Linked DNA regions of Homo sapiens: region 1 is linked to region 2. A link is an interaction called in ENCODE POLR2A ChIA-PET data of the cell type or tissue named here. Cell type or tissue: Caco-2. All regions are shown on one strand. Links, peaks and the distances in the headings refer to the core of each region. The heading gives the core; the rest is flanking DNA.

Region 1 (4,406 bases), core at 164-4,163, 58 kb after region 2:
GTAGATCAAAATCTGGAATAGCTTCTAATCTTTTTCACATTGTATTATAAGATACAGTACAATATAAAATTTTATATTTGTTCAGCTCATTGGGGTAAACTGAGGATGCTGCTTTTTTTTGGAGCTGTCTGATACAGGTGTGAGTGGAAATGCCAGTCCAATGGTAGCAGTGTCTGTTTACCTTTAAACCGTATGTTGGGAATGTTGGCTTAATAATCTTATAGATAAAAACCCATTTTGACTCAATATAATAAAGCATTTGCTGAGGAATTGTTCTGCCTAATAAGGTAGTTTTCAGACTTTTGAGTGCATTTGGGAGCTTATTAAAATTCAGATTCTGAGGTCTAATTCAGAGATTCTGGTTGATTGATAAAGTAAATATCATTTTTTTTCCCAGCAGATATAACCACATCGTGGGATGCACTTTCTCAAACCAAGGCTGCTGTAAGTAGTTTTAGCTTCCATTTATTTATTTCTGGATTAAAATCAATTTCCTGTTATGATTGAATAGATTAAAATGTTTTCCATACTGTTCTTTAAATACTATATATTACTATAGAATAATACTATATATTATTATATATACTATATAAAATATGTATACACTATATATAATATATATACTATATACAGTATATACTTATATACATAGTATATAGTAATATTATAGTATTATCATATATAATATATAATATATTATAAAATGAACATAAATGACAACTATTAAATGGTAAAGTCATAAACAAGATACTACTTTAGGAATTAGGAGCACAAGCATCATGCCATATAAACTATTAAAATTGGCTGGTTGCGGTGGCTTACTCCTGTAATCCTAGCACTTTGGGAGGTTGAGGTGGGTAGATAGCTTGAGCCCAGGAGTTTGAGATTAGCCTGGGCAACATGGCAAAGCCCTGTCTCTACCAAAAAACAAAATTTAGCCAGGCCTGGTGGTGTGCACCTGTAGTCCCTGCTACTCAGGAGGCTGAGGCAGGAGGATTGCTTGAGCCCAGGGAGGTTGAGGCTTCGAGGTTGCAGTGACCCTTGATTGTGCCACTGCACTTTAGCCTGAATGACAGAGCAAGACCCTGTCTCAATAATAATAATAATAATAATTTGTACTGTTTATTCACCTTTAATAAATTTGTTCATTTGGTATGTGGAAAAGAGAATTTAGACTGAATGCAGTGGCTCATCCTGTAATCCCAGCACTTTGGAAGGCCAAGGTGAGAGGATCGTTTTGAGCCCAGGCATTCAAGACCAGCCTGTAAAACATGGCAAAACCCTGTCTCTACAAAAGTACAAAAATTAGCTGGGTGTGGTGGCATGTGCCTGTGGTCCCAGCCACTCGGGAGGCTGAGGTGGGATGATTACCTGAGCCCAGGAGCTCAAGACTGCAGTGAGCTATGATCACACCACTGCATTCTAGCCTGGGCGACAGAGTGAGATCCTGTCTCAAAAAAAAAAAAAAAAAATTTAAAACAGAGGATGAAGGTAGGGCTTTGTCTATGTAGAAAGCTCATTGTTAGGGAGGAAATGAAGGAAACCAACTTCTTGAATAGACTGTGAATTATTCTTCCTTTCCAATTTGGATGCCCTTTATTTCTTTCTGTGGTCTGATTGCTCTAGCTGGGACTTCCAGTACTATGTTGAATAACAGTGTTAAAAGAGTTACTTCTTTTTTGTATCAATAACAGGTTGTTTTTTTTCTCTTACCACTGAAGAAGAATGACTATGGGCAACCTGTTCCCATTTGTGTTCTGGCCAATCTTGTCTAAAGTTTAGGAATCCAAATTTGGCAGGTGATGCATAGTTCATTCAAAGGGAAACCCTTTTTTTTTTTTAATTTGCTCTCTGGGCAAATTACTTTCCTAATATACCCTTTTTTGTTTTCTATGCCACCTGATTTTGAATCACCTATTTCTTTACTAAGTATTTCAGTGATATTTTCTGTCCTCTAATCTTTAGAACTAGTTTGAAAATAAATCTGGAAAAGGTGTTATAACCTAGATTTGGTCCCAATGCAGAGTCATATTTTGGCCCTATAAATATAGCAATATATATTCTCTTTCTTCTACCTGAGCATTATGTTTTCTATAGTGTAGAAATAGTTTTTATCCCCCAGCTTAACTTAGTGCTAAACTAATTTAGAGTTTAGCACTAAGTTAATAACTGTTAATAGTTGTTTTTCAAAACTATTGGGTGTTTTTGAAGAACATTTAAGGATGATAAAGGAATATAAGTAGGGGAGACAATCTGATGTAGAACTATTAATATATCATAAATTATTCCAATTTTTAAAATACATTGGGATGCAAAAATCTGAAGGAAGGCTGGGCGCAGTGTCTCACGCCTGTAATCGCAGCACTTTGGGAGGCTGAGGCACGTCAATCACTTGAGCTCAGGAGTTCGAGATCAACCTGGACATTTGGGAGCTTATTAAAATTCAGATTCTGAATTTTAAACTCCATCTCTACAAAAAAAAATACAAAAATTAGCTGGGCATGGTGGTGTACATCTGTAGTCCCAGCTATTTGGGAGGCTGAGGTGGGAGGATCGCTTGAGCCCAGGAGGCAGAGGTTGCAGTTAGCTGAGATCATGTCACTGCACTCCAGCCTGGGTGACAGAGTGAGACCCTGTCTCAAAAAAAAAAAAAAAAATCTGAAGGAAGATATATCAAAATTTTATATAAAATGTCTATATGTGATGGAATTTTGATTTTAATTTCATTTTTTATATTGTTTCTGTTTTCCTAGTTTTTTGTTGTAAGCATGTAATACTTTACCATTTAGGAGAAAATGCTTTTCAGTCATTGAGAACTTTGGTGGTTATAATCAAAAGTTGACTTATATTGCAGAGTGTGTATGTGAAACCTGAATTCTATCTTGCGAATTTTGTCTTTATTGTGAAACTTATTTTATAGACATAAAACTGTAAAACACTGTGGCTGTTTGAGTACCTATAGTCCTAAATTTTGGTTCAGGTAAATAATTCTTTCCTCATTTTTGCGTGTAAAATGCACAGGATATATTGCATAATGGTATGTCACATATAAAGTCAGATAATTGGCTGGGCATAGTGGCTCACGCCTGTAATCCCAGCACTTTGGGAGGCTGAGGTGTGTGGATCACCTGGGGTCAGGAGATCGAGACCAGCCTGGCCAACATGTGGAAACTCCATCTCTACTAAAACTACAAAAATTAGCCCGGCGTGGTGGCGCACGCCTGTAATCCCAGCCTCTAGGGAGGCTGAGGGAGAATCTCTTGAACCCGTGAGGTGGAGGTTGCAGTGACCTGAGATCACGCCACTGCACTCCAGCCTGCGCGACAGACCGAGACCGTCTCAAAAAAAAAAAAGTCAGATAATTTACTACTTTGAAAATACTCAACAATTTAAAAAATAGATCAACATGTCAAATGGAAACTCTTTGATATTCTTCAGAATCTTACTGATTTTCTTGTCTAAATTTGGGGAGCATTGTGCCAGATGTTATTATAGCTAAAGTAAAAAATGATGAAAAACAAATATTATAAGAAAGGATTCCTGAGTTTTTTTCTACTTTGGAAAAAGGTATTGGGCAATATACTTTTAAATAACCATGTAAATTGATGGTAGCTGGATTATTTACAGAATTAACTTATGTCTTATGATGGTGTTTAAACTTTAGCTGAGACACATTGAAAATAAATTAGAAGTAGCCCCTACAAGTACAGCTGTGTGTGATTCTGTCATGGATACCAAGAAGTCTTCTACAAGTGCTACTCGAAAAATAAGTAGAAAAGGTATGTATGAAGTTACTTCCAAATATATACATATATTAAATATAAATTTTGACAAAACAGACAGCTAGATCTACAGGGGTGTGCCACCACACCTGGCTAATCTTTTTTTATCTTTTGTAGAGACGAAGTCTCTCTGTGCTGCCCCAGCTTGTCTTGAACTCCTGGCCTTAAGTAATCCTCTCATCTTGGACTCCTTTTAAAGTGCTGGGATTATAGGTGTAGCTACCACACTCTACCTTAAATATAAGTTGTTGATGTAATAGTTTTATTTCAGTTTGATTTCTTCTTACAGTCTCGTGTTGTTTGCTTTTTTGTCAGAGACACTGGCATTTAATTTTTTTCCTTTGATATTTGGTAGCTATGAAGCAGCCTCATGTTCAGTAACCGTAGATGGTGTTTTCACCATCTTTTGACCAGGGACTTTAGCACTATTGCATCACCCTTGACAATGAGTTTTCATTTGTTTTTAGTGATGAGAGTTTCATTTTGAGGTTATATATGTCTGATTTTTTTTTTTAATTCACAGATATATAGCACTTTGGAAATGAAATTTAGTTGACTTAACGTATATTTTTCTTGGGATTTAAAATCATAAATGGAATCTCTTTCATATGGTGACTGTCATAA
Region 2 (4,406 bases), core at 175-4,174:
AGTCTGTAAATAATTAAGTCAGTAACGTTTATTGACCATTTAATATGTGCCAGGCACCATGCTAGGCACCATACATATACTATATCATTTAATTTTCATAATATTTGAAGTAGGTGCTATTACTATCTTTCTGTTACCAATGAGGAAACACAGACCCAGAACTACTGTTAGTAACTGATGGAGCTAGGATTTGAACTCAGTCTGACTCCAGAATCTGCATTCTTAACCATCATTCTACAATTCTACATTGTATTCCATCATAATGTCCACTTTTTTTTTTTTTTTTGAGATGGGGTCTTTCTCTGTTACTGAGGCTGGAGTGCAGTGGCATGATCTTGGCTCACTGCAACCTCCGCCTCCCGGGCTCAGGCAATCCTCCCACCTCAACCTTCTGAGTAGCTGGGACTACAGGCACACACCACCACACCCAGCTAATTTTTGTAGAGATGGATTCGCTGTGTCACCCAGGCTGGTCTAGAACTCCTGGACTCAAGTGATCCACCCGCCTCGGCCTCCCAAAGTGCTGGAATTACAGGCGTGAGCCACCATACTCAGGCAGTATCCACTTCTTAAGGAGCAAAAATGGCATTAAATAATATAAGCATACGATGCTTGGGGAGGTGGTGGTGGAATGTAGCCATATTTTTTATGGAAAGACTGTGTTAAAAGTGAACATTTTGAAGGTTTTTAACTGGTGAAAGAAACTAGCCTGGAATAATGCCACCAGAGACTGAGTGGAAGTCATCCCTTTTGAAGGTGCCATTCTTATGAGCCAAAAGTTTGTCGTTTAAAAGTTCATTTTGAGGGAATAACGTAACATAATTTTAAATAAAGGTATAGTAACCTTTAAAAGAACATTATAGCTGAATATTGTGAATGGGGTGAATTTGTTAAATGAATAACTTTGATAAAGTTTTCATGCACAGGCAAAATGTATTCACTAGATTTCTATGTAGTGATCTGCTTTTACTTTGTAATTTGTAGTCCTCAAAAGACTTTAAAAAAAATAAAGTCCATACTTACACTAACAAAAAAAACACATAATGCATGTATGTTGAGGAAACATACTGCCTGGCCCATAGAATCACCGGATTATCTAGTGAAATTTACACCTCTTTATAGAGATAAAAACCTGACAATAATGTTTGGAACTCTGTTAGGTAGAATGCTCTCTAATAACAAAGGCCTATTATGGTTCTGATGTCCTAATTTGAAAGTAAGTTGGGCAGGGCGTGGTGGCTCACGCCTGTAATCCCAGCACTTTGGTAGGCTGAGGCGGGCGGATCACGAGGTCAGGAGTTCGAGACCAGCCTGGCCAACATGGTGAAACCCCATATCTACTAAAGTTAAAAAAAATTAGCCAGGCGTGGTGGCACGCACCTGCAGTCCCAGCTACTCAGGAGGCTGAGGCAGGAGAATCACTTGAACCCAGGAGGCAGAGGTTGCAGTGAGCCAAGATCACGCCACTGCACTCCAGCCTGGCGACAGAGTGAGACTCCGTCTCAAAAAAAAAAAAAAAAAAAAAAGGAAATTGAACTAGATGATATTTAAAGTCTCTGTCAATGCTGATTCTATAAAATTGGCAAAGTTTGTAATAGCTTAATATAATGTAAAGCCCAGAATATTTTGCTTGATATAGCCTCTGAAAGAGAATCACTTATAGTCCATGATCTGTCCAACATTCAACAGGCATCTCAAACTGTGTTGGAGTAGTGTAATACTTGCTGCTTGAAATATAAGATCTGAGTGAGCAAATTCCAATGAAATCTTTTCCTTTGGAAATAGTTCCAAAGAATTAAGCTTTCTATTGTTAACAGGCAAGTTCCAAAGACCAAAGGTTTGCTCCTCTGAAATATTTTCATTAGCCTTGAATAAGCAAGTTGGCAGAGAGAGGGAACGAAGTACTTTTGTGTTCAGAAAATGCAGCCAACTTCCTATCTCTGGCTTTACCTCTAAGTTTTGTTATTGAATCAGCAGTTCTGTTTTTTTAAGTCATCTGGTTATTCCCAAGGTGGCCCTTTGACCTTTGCAGTTTGCCCAAAGGAGATCTACATGTATTAGCTGGTTGGACTATAGGTTAAGCTTAGATTTAGCTCTAAGCAATGAACCCTTTGCCCTTATATCACCTGTTATCTCGTTCCTGCAGAAAAGGAACACAAACATCCAAATTTATAGCAGTCTCAACATCTGCCTTAAAGCTTTTGTAAAGTATACAGGGAGTAATGTAAATATGTGCATGCTAACATTAATGTGAAATAAACTCTAAGTAAACAAGAGGAATGAATGGATAAGGCTAATATAACTCTCATAGCTACAGCCATCTCCCATAATTGGAAAGTTAAGTGCTTTAAAAAATTTGTTTCAAATTTTAAACATAATAATTTAAACAAAAAAATTAAAGTTTTAGTTTCATGGTTTCTTCAAAGTATCAATTCTCCTCAAAACAATAAAAACAGCCAATGAAATTAAAATACATAAAGAGTACCCGGTAAATAGAAACGAATAAAGTAAAAAAGTAAGTTGAACAGGAGAAGTTTGGAAGTAAGGTGCTGGGATAATCAACAAGCCTGGTAAGGTCCATTTCTCAGACAGTATGAGGTCATGCTGCAGATAGCAACATATTTCTGGCGCCTTCCATCTGAGGTTCTTCAAGTGCATAGCTGATGTTATCTTATAGCAAATATTATTACCTCCATTTTATAGGTGCAGAAACTAAGATACCAGGAGATTAGATAACTTGCTTAAGCCTGCACAATGAGTCAGTGATAGAATCAGAAGTGTATTTCAGGAATCTAATCTTTTCTGTTTGAATCACTAGGTCAGCTTTCTAGATACCAAAAGACATGTATGAATTTTTATTAAAATTAATAAATTGTAAATTTTGTTAATATACTTAGAAAATGGATTATCTTCTGTAAACAATTCAGTGAAATATTTTTGTTGTAAGCCATTGTTGCTTTTTGGGGGGAAAAATTTAAGAGGTGATTTAAAAATAAGTTCTCCCAGGTTTGAAAAGGTATTCATGTGAGGTTTAAATTATTTAGGAAAACCCATTTTAAAGGTTGAGCATGATGGTGAACGCCTGTAATCCCAGCACTTTGGGAGGCCGAGGCAGGCAGATTGAGCTCAGGAGTTTGAGACCAGCCTGGGCAACATAGTGAGACCCTGTCTCTACAAAAGGTTTAAAAGTTAGCCAGGTGTGGTGGTGTGCACCTGTAGTCTCAACTCCTCAAGAAGCTGAGGCAGGAGGATTGCTGGAGCCCAGTTCAAGGCTGCAGTAAGCTGTGATTATGCCACTGCACTCCAGCCTAGGCGAAAGAGTGAGATTCTGTCTAAAAAAAAAAAAAAAGAAAGAAAAGAAATTTATTTTGGCAGAAGTACAAGGATTGGCACATGTTGTTGTGGTCCTTGTAGACTTTCAATGACAGATAAAGTAGTTCTATAATTAGGATAAAAATTAGAACAAGGGTAATAAAGAGTGAGTAATATTTTGGAGTCTTATACAGGCAGGGGCCAGACACTTGGGCCAGCTGTCAGCTTCTCACGTTGCCTGCTTCTTATTCCAAGACTGAGCAGCAGAGTGGTTCCTGGTAAATTTTAATTTCAGATAACCATCAGATTGAGATGTCCGTTCAGGAGACTTAGCCTTGAAAAACAAATTTTTTTATAACACCTGGACCAGTTCCTTACAGTAGGTGAGCACGTGACCTTTGATTAGATTTGATTCATAAAGTGCATGGGTCTTCCAGTAATTATCTCAAATGGGGATAACCAATGTTTTCCAAAAGGGGTAGGTCTAAGATTAAACAGCACCAAGGGCAAAACTTTTGGCCAGTACAGACTGAAAGATTCAACTAATTTTGCCAATTGAGTCCTTTTTTTTTTTTTTTGAGACGGAGTCTCGCTCTGTCGCCCAGGCTGGAGTGCAGTGGCACAATCTTGGCTCACTGCAAGCTCCACCTCCTCGGTTCACGCCATTCTCCTGCCTCAGCCTCCTGAGTAGCTGGGACCACAGGTGCCCGCCACCACGCCCGGCTAATCTTTTTTTTTTTTTTTTTTGTATTTTTAGTAGAGACAGGGTTTCACTGTGTTAGCCAGGATGGTCTCGATCTCCTGATCTCATGATCTGCCCGCCTCGACCTCCCAAAGTGCTGGGATTACAGGCGTGAGCCACCGTGCCTGGCGCCGATTGAGTCTTAATTGTTCCATCAGTATGTTCCACTAATCAAGAGGACTGTCAGTGGTGGCCACAGTGGAAATGCAGAATAGGCAAAATTTTACATATTGATTTTATATTCTGCCTAGCAAAATGAGTGCCTTCGTCACTGTACAGTTCTGAGGGTACACCCCATATGGGGATTATTTTTTCCTAATAAGATTTAACTTACTGCTTAGGCTGTTAGTCT

What was found. Peaks named below come from ENCODE experiments on the same cell type or tissue, not always from the same donor. Only the 100,000 strongest peaks of a DNase experiment are listed, where the experiment ranks them.
Region 1: POLR2A ChIA-PET joins it to region 2 with 5 read pairs; 6 of 35 experiments call an interaction of 5 or more read pairs at or near these places.

The regions. Positions count from the first base shown.
Region 1 is chr1:179,986,843-179,991,248 of GRCh38, forward strand. CEP350 (centrosomal protein 350) reads left to right here. Exons shown (of 38, transcript NM_014810.5): 3 at 398-444; 4 at 3,665-3,779. Among named protein-coding and RNA genes, the nearest start is that of CEP350, 34 kb to the left of the region's middle. In Caco-2, for the core only: no CTCF peak of the experiment used is centred there; no DNase peak of the experiment used is centred there.
Region 2 is chr1:179,928,447-179,932,852 of GRCh38, forward strand. The region is part of intron 2 of LOC101928933 (a long non-coding RNA gene); the gene reads right to left. Among named protein-coding and RNA genes, the nearest start is that of CEP350, 24 kb to the right of the region's middle. In Caco-2, for the core only: no CTCF peak of the experiment used is centred there; DNase peaks (open chromatin) are centred at 2,025 and 2,625.